Regions from separate parts of the Homo sapiens genome. Here regions 1 and 2 are each linked to region 3. A link is a loop called in an ENCODE intact Hi-C map of the cell type or tissue named here. Cell type or tissue: GM12878. All regions are shown on one strand. Region 1 overlaps LOC101928283 (a long non-coding RNA gene). Region 2 has its middle 520 kb from the start of LINC02830. Region 3 overlaps POT1-AS1 (POT1 antisense RNA 1).

Region 1 (2,500 bases), 250 kb before region 3:
AAGCTGCTCTCCTATAATGCTGTTTTCTTTTTCTTTTTTAATTCTTGATTTCTTTGTACTAATTCTACGCACTTTACTCAGATACCTGAAGCACATAGCAGATGGAATAACTTAGTGAGATGCCAAAAAATTGTTTTTAAATATAAAATTTAAAAGACAGCATTATAGACTCAATATGAGAAATGTTACTGAGGAGATGCTAGGTCATCAAATCTCTGTATAATCTAGTTGCAAGGGTAAAAAAACAATACTGGCATTTAAAAATAACAAAACTTTCTACATATTCTGGCCATTCTTTCTATATTCATATGTAAGACCACCTCTTATTACATCTCGTTCTGGCTGAAGTAAAATAGTCATTTTTCTGCAGGACAGATCAAGAAATGCTGTTCAAGAATGAAGGCCTGGAATAGGGGACCCCAAGAGCTTGCTTGATATTCTACCCTGCTGTACCCAAGCTGCTACATAAGGTGCAAGACAAAGTACCCTTTTCCTTGTCCTCTGCTTTTCTCAAGCAGAAAGAGTCTTTCCTCATAGCCACCACAACTGTGATTGTTCCAGGTCTCACCTGAAGCCAGCAGGTCTCAGAGTCTCACTCAAAGCCCACAGTGTACTACCCAGGTATTACTGCTGGTTATTCAGGGCCCAAGGAATCTTTAGTAAGCATTTAATAAATCCTGCAAGAACTGGGTCCTTTCCTTCAAGGCAGCAGATTCCCTTCTGGCCCAGAGTGTGTGTCATCCAGAAGCTATGGCCTGTAATCGGGGCCTCATAACCATGCCCAGTGCCCTATCTTACTGTGGCTGAGCTGGTATCCAAGACGCAAGATGCAAGACAAAGTCCTCTTTACTCTTTCCTCCCCTCTTCTTAAGGACAAGGAAAGTGTCACTTTCATTGCTGTGAGCTTCACTACCTGAGACTGGGGGAAGGGTGATGCAAGCGCTGCCTTTTCTCCTCCACATGGTGTCTCACTAGGCCACATGTCCCCCAGCTCTACTGGCTTTGAGACCAGCACTGCACTGAGACTTGCCTAGGAGTTGCAGTCCTTATGTCATACCCTGCCTCTTACAGTTATTTACCACACCAGAGCACTTCAGTCTGCAGTGGTGAGGGTTGCTGAAACTCAAGTTCTGATCACTGGCTAGGGCTGATCTAAATGCTCACTCCAAGCATGGCATTGGCTAAATTCAGTTCAGTTTTGCTTTCTTCGTGACAGGCAGCACTGGGTTCAATGCAAAGTCCCAAAATCTCTGTACTCTCCCTCCCTCAAGCAGATTCTCTCTTCACACCATGCCATTGCCAGGGAATGGGCAACGGGTGACACTGGTGATTCAAGACTGTCTTTCCTACCCTCTTCAGTGCCTCTTTTAGCAATATGAACTTAAAACCAGGTACTGTAATTGCTCACCTGATTTTGGATCTTATGAAGATGTTTTTGTGTGTGTGTAGATAGTTGTTAAATTTTAAGTTCCTGTGGGGGATGATGATCAGTGGGTGCTTCTATTCAGCCATCTTGCCCTGCCCCTTCATGGCTGCTTTTCCTCTTCATGCCACTTTTGCCCTTGGGATTCTTAGCAATTGTTACTACGGGGAAAAGACTGAGAAGTGATGTAAAGGACCTTTGCTAAAAGATGAAAAATGCCAGCAGAACTCAAAGCAGTCTCTGAAAAACTCAGAGCCAAATATTAAATTTGGGACTGCCAAGGTATCCAGCACTTAAAGAACTGAGATGCCCAAGAAAGAGTAACAGGGAAGTGAAACATACACTTCATCCCGGTTTTTCCCTTCTGACATTTGCCAAAGATAAGAGACTGATAGACCAAGGAGAAAATATCTGAAATGCAGAGGAGAGATTTAGGGTAGCTCACAGTATGGGGACACAAAATCACCGAATAGGAGAGATGCTATAGAAAGTCCATAATGTACATTTGCAACTAATGGGGGTGATAGGGACTACAAGATAGGAGTAAAGTTGTGTCCGGAATTGGTTCCTTCTGGTGGGTTCTTGGTCTCGCTGACTTCAAGAATGAAGCCGCAGACCCTCGCAGTGAGTGTTATAGTTCTTAAAGATGGTGTGTCCGGAGTTTGTTCCTTCCGATGTTCAGATGTGTCTGGAGTTTCTTCCTTTCGGTGGGTTTGTGGTCTCGCTTGACTTCAGGAGTGAAGCCACAGACCTTCGCAGTGAGTGTTACAGCTCTTAAAGGTGGTGTGTCCAGAGTTTTTCATTCCTCCCAGTGGGCTCGTGGGCTCGCTGACTTCAGGAGTGAAGCTGCAGACCTTCTCAGTGAGTGTTACAGTTCTTGAAAGTGGCGCATCCAGAGTTGTTCATTCCTCCCAGTGGGTTCGTGGTCTTGCTGGCTTCAGGAGTGAAGCTGCAGACCTTCGCGGTAAGTGTTCCAGCTCATAAAGGTAGTGCAGACCCAAAGAGTGAGCAGCAGCAAGATTTATTGTGAAGAATGAAAGAACAAAGCTTCCACAGCATGGAAGGGGACCCAGTGGG
Region 2 (2,500 bases), 610 kb before region 3:
TTATTAGGGGAAGATATGGCATGTTTCAAATTGAAAAACAATTAATACTTTTCCTGATTATAAGTTCCTCAATATATGTTGAGGATGGGAAATAACACCAAGTGAGTACATACATATATAATTACATGTCTATGTTTCTTTACTATACCCGTAAATCTGATTTGGGAGGTATTTTCCTCATGGTCAAACATGTCTTCTATAAACAGAGACAGTTTTATGTCCTTTTCCTTATCTTCACACCTTCTATTTATTTTTATTGTCTTATTCCACTAGTTAAGATCACCATATGATGTTCCATAGATATAGTAACAGAAGACATCTTGCCCATTTTCATTTTTAGGGGTAATTATCTAGCTTCTCATAATGAAGCATGATAAGGGCTGAAGGTTTTTGCAGATATTCTCTATCAAGCTGAGGAAGTTTACTCTATTCCAAGTTTGCTGAAGTTTTTAATCATGAATGGCTGTCAAATTTTGTCAAATGCTTTTTCTGCCTCAATTTAATATAACTATGTAATTTCATTTCTGTATTCTGTTGATGTGGTGGATTACACTGAATTTTTAAAAATTGAGCCATCCTCACATACTCATAACAAATATCCCACTTTGTAATGATATATATATATTAATACTTTTTTAGTTTGATTTGCTGTTATTTTTATTGTTTTTATGTAAAATTAATTTATACTGTAGTAATAAATAACTGATAGAACTATACTTTTTGTTGCTATTAGAAACAGAATTTCATTTTAAATTATTGTCATTAATTAATACTGCCTTATAAATGAAAGTGGATTTTATATATTGATCCAGCAAAATTCCTTAACTACCTAAAATTGATTGTGCTTTTCTATGTATCTGGGCATATCACTTATGAAAAATAATGATATTGTAAGTTATTTTTTTAAATCCATTTAACTCTTCTTTTTGTCATATTATAGTATATAAAGTGGATTTTCTGGTCATACATTGTCCAGAAATAATAATGATGAGCTTTCCTATATTGTTCTTGATCATAAATGAAAAAATTCCAATAACTAAAATATTTAATGACTTAAATTTTTATTTTGACTTCTGATTATGCAAGTATTGTGAATATAGCATAGATTTGAGAATAAATGTCAAAATTGTGATCATCCTACAGGGGTATCTCAAGAAAATAAAGAAAAAATTTTAACAAAAAATTGTACAAGATTACCATTGAGGAAAGTTTAAAACTTTATTAATGTTATTACAGAAGACCAGCCATATTTATGTATTTTTATGATTTATAAATGATGGCTCATATTTGGCTAAATTAAATCTTTGGGAATTCAGAGGAAAATGGATTAGGAATCCTAACTCCAGAGAAAATTTGTACTTACTTATTCCACACACCAGGGGGCAATAGCAACCTTGAATCATGTTAAGTTTTAGGCCTGTTTTTTGTTGTTGCTTTTTATCTTTCAAGAGAATAAACCACAAAATCAGTAAGAACAGTCCTATGGTGACAAAAGTCTCAAAGGACACTGATATTTTCCATGAGCAGGTGAACTAAATATTTTTTCACTGGGATATTTGCAGGACGGCAGATATGTCTACATGTACCCTGTCAATAAGGGTATGTGTCTACATGTACCCTTGAGTGTCCCATATATAAGAAAGTGTTTCTTTACAGTCCAAGCATGCTTAAGTGTAAATAAAGTCTAATATTCTAATCCTCAGTGGTTATCATTCTCTCAAAGGGTGATGTAGCAATCGTTTCGAACATGTTCTTATTGTTATGCTTTATACTTCAATTAAGCTTTAAGTACAACCTCTCTGTATTCTCTAATTGACTTATGACTGACATTCTCCTTGCAATCTACATCAAAAATAAATGTTTATTGAATAGTAACTATATGTAGTATATACCAGGTAAATTGGAATAAAACACATAATATGCAAGATGCAAATACTGACTGCTCATCTATAGTTATAATCTATTAAGTATTATAAACTGCTAGTGTCAAAATAAATATTACAAAGCCATACATCAAAAGATGCATATTGAGAATAAATGTATCTAATAGTATATACAAGTACAGTAGGAAAAAGTGAAGTTATAATCAAAGTATAATTTAATGAATTAGGAACAAATATCTAGTGACACAATAGATCAAATTTGTTTTGAAAGAAGGCAATGAATGTAAGTTGCTTTCTTAGAAAAATAAAGTAAAAGTAAATATTTTCCAGGAACCTCACTCATACACAAGTTGTTTGTAAAGATGTTATTTACCCGATACCTCCAACTAGTGTAAAGATGCCAGGTAGCTCACAGAAGGGATTCTGCTTTAGTCTATTGCTTTCTTAAAATACTTTGCTATATTTGTTTTACCATATTACCTCATTTGCGGGGCTCTGTGATTATTTACTTCTGAAATTACTTCAAACATATGAACACAAAAAATGATTGATTTAAAACATGAAATTTGGCAAGTGATTACACATAATGTGCTCTAATTACTTGCAATGAAGCTTTT
Region 3 (2,500 bases):
CAGAACCAATAATATATAAGATATAAACAATATATAAGGTCACAATATATATTATTAGTTCTGTCTCTCTGAAGAACCCTAATAAAACATCTTCTTCAAGAAGTCCCACCTCATCTTCTTATATTTATGGAAGTTTAATTGTAAAAATAGCCCCAATTCTCTACCTTTTTCTCTGTCCACATCTTTCGTCCTGTGACTTTTCAGCTTCTTCCTTCATGAGGTAGAGAATTTGGCCATCCAAACCTCAGCCTCAATAACCTTGCCCACTTCCTCATACTCTTTCTTGGAAGAGAACCAGTCCAGGATGGATTAGCTGAAGGTTGAGAGAACATGCGAATCAGAGACAAGATGACCCAAATGAAATAGTCCTAAAGAATCCTGTTCCCAGCAATAGAAATGCGTTCTGCCAAGACTAGGTCACCAAATCAAGGACTGGTAAGCAAAAACATCTATTGCTGTATGTCACTGAATGTTTTAGTTGTTTGTTAGACAGCATTATCCTGACAATAGATAATTGGCCATTCTCTACGTAATATAAGAAACTGAGCACATCTTTAATGAAAGGACTGAGGATGAAGACTTGAAAAACATCAAAAGAAAAAAAAATAAAACAACAAGTTACCATTTGAGCACTTACTAAGTACCAAATAGTAAGCTAAATAATGTAGATACAATACCCCCCCACACACATATGTAATCCCATTTAATTTTTTAAAAAAATCTTTAGAGAAACTGATCAGAAGAAAACAAAGCTGAGGGAATTTAAGTAACATCTAACTTATCACTGTGATTTGTGCTCAGTTTTATCTGACTCCAAAGTTTTGTTTCAACTCCTCAGAGTTACTGTCTTTCAATACAGATTTATTCATAACTTGAAAAGCCTCTGCATTTCTTAACTATAACTTGATTAACAGATAGTTTGGTCAATGACTTAGATATAGTTTCTAGAGTAATCATGAATTATTACCCCAAACTGGTTTTGGCTTCATCTGTTAGAAACTAGGAATCAAAACTAGTCTAGATAAAATAAATAAGACACTTTCTAATAATAATATATCCATTTAGAAATAATTAACAAACTAGTAAATTCTAAAGAAATTTCAAATCACATATACAATCTGAGGACAATTGAGAACTAACTTATTTAATTAGTAATACTAGAAGGAATGGGTCGAATTAAGGGAAGGGATATTTCATTGTTCTGTTTTCAGAGTCTTTAGAGAGCAAATTCTCTTTTCTAAAAGCCTAGTGTAATATAATTTTGTAGAAATTATTCGATGAGATAAAAAATAATGTAAACAGTTGTCAAAAAAACGAATGTACTTCTTTTTCGAAAAGATTATCTTGAAATTTTATGGGCATAGGAATATTACTATGCAGTGTTCCTAGGAGAATTCGTGTCCAATTTAAAGGAAAATTGTCATCAGCTTTACTGAATAAAATTTCCCCGTGCTGCTTACTCCCCAAAGAAAAGGAGAAGTCTGTTTTTCTGTTCTAGAAGCTGCCAGTCATGCTGCAGTGAACATGAGCCATCATATGAGTCACTTTCTTTCAGCCCTAATCTCTTTTCACAGTGACAAATGAATCACAGAAATCAATCTCAACTCTGACTCTAAAAAATTTTCTGAGGGATTTTTATCTGAAGAGAGTCAAGACAGGCAACCTAAAATTTCACTTTAGGAGACAAACAAAATGAGTGTGAGCTCAAGCTTGGAGCCAGGTGTGTCTTGAAAGGGTTTTGGAGTTCTGTTTGGCATAGTGGAGAGTGCTCAGGCTCTGGAGACAGAATGGATCTAAATCCAAATCCTGTCCCATGGCCTATTAGCTGTGTGAGTGGGTAGATTAGTCAACCTCTGCAGGATTTAGTTTCTTCATTTATCAAAAAGTAAGGATAATAGTATCTACATGGTAAGATTTTTATCAGTCTTAAACAGCATATTTAGGCTTTTCTTAAAAAAACATTCTAACAAAAGCATTGATCAGAAATCAAACAGGCACTAATCCATCCCACAATTATTTTACATTATATTACTTAGTTCTATAAAATGTGGGGTTTTTTTTTTTTTGCTACTGCTTGCCTGAATATGTTGATTCAATCTCACTAATTAAGTGGCTATTTCTCAAAAGCATTGCTTTCTATTTACTTTTAAAAGCCTCCTTTAGTTCTGAATACTTTACAGATATTCTGCCCATAGAAGGAACTCAATAAACATAATGAGTAACGATCCAGCTATGTACTATAAAGAAAAGACTGTGCAGCCATAAAAAAGTATGAGTTCGTGTCCTTTGCAGGGACATGGATGAAGCTGGAAACCATCGTTATCAGCAAACTAACACAGGAACAGAAAACCAAACACCACATGTTCTCACTCATAAGTGGGAGCTGCACAATGAGAACATATGGACAAAAGGAGGGGAACATCACACACCAGGGCCTGCCAGGGAGGTGGAGGGCAAGGGGAGGGAGAGCATTAGGACAAATACCTAATGTATGCGGGGC

The links. Peaks named below come from ENCODE experiments on the same cell type or tissue, not always from the same donor. Only the 100,000 strongest peaks of a DNase experiment are listed, where the experiment ranks them.
Region 1: it touches region 3 in a loop (9-fold over the local background); 14 of 110 quality-filtered maps call a loop at or near these places.
Region 2: a loop joins it to region 3, with 10 times the contacts of the local background. A loop is called at or near these places in 51 of 110 quality-filtered maps.

What each region holds. Positions count from the first base shown.
Region 1 is chr7:125,315,147-125,317,646 of GRCh38, reverse strand. All of the region lies in intron 3 of LOC101928283 (a long non-coding RNA gene), which reads right to left. Among named protein-coding and RNA genes, the nearest start is that of LINC02830, 160 kb to the right of the region's middle. In GM12878, a CTCF peak has its summit at 964; no DNase peak of the experiment used is centred here.
Region 2 is chr7:125,670,050-125,672,549 of GRCh38, reverse strand. No RefSeq gene overlaps it. Among named protein-coding and RNA genes, the nearest start is that of LINC02830, 520 kb to the right of the region's middle. In GM12878, a CTCF peak has its summit at 1,375 (motif pointing right); no DNase peak of the experiment used is centred here.
Region 3 is chr7:125,061,263-125,063,762 of GRCh38, reverse strand. The region is part of intron 3 of POT1-AS1 (POT1 antisense RNA 1); the gene reads right to left. Among named protein-coding and RNA genes, the nearest start is that of LINC02830, 91 kb to the left of the region's middle. In GM12878, no CTCF peak of the experiment used is centred here; a DNase peak (open chromatin) is centred at 1,551.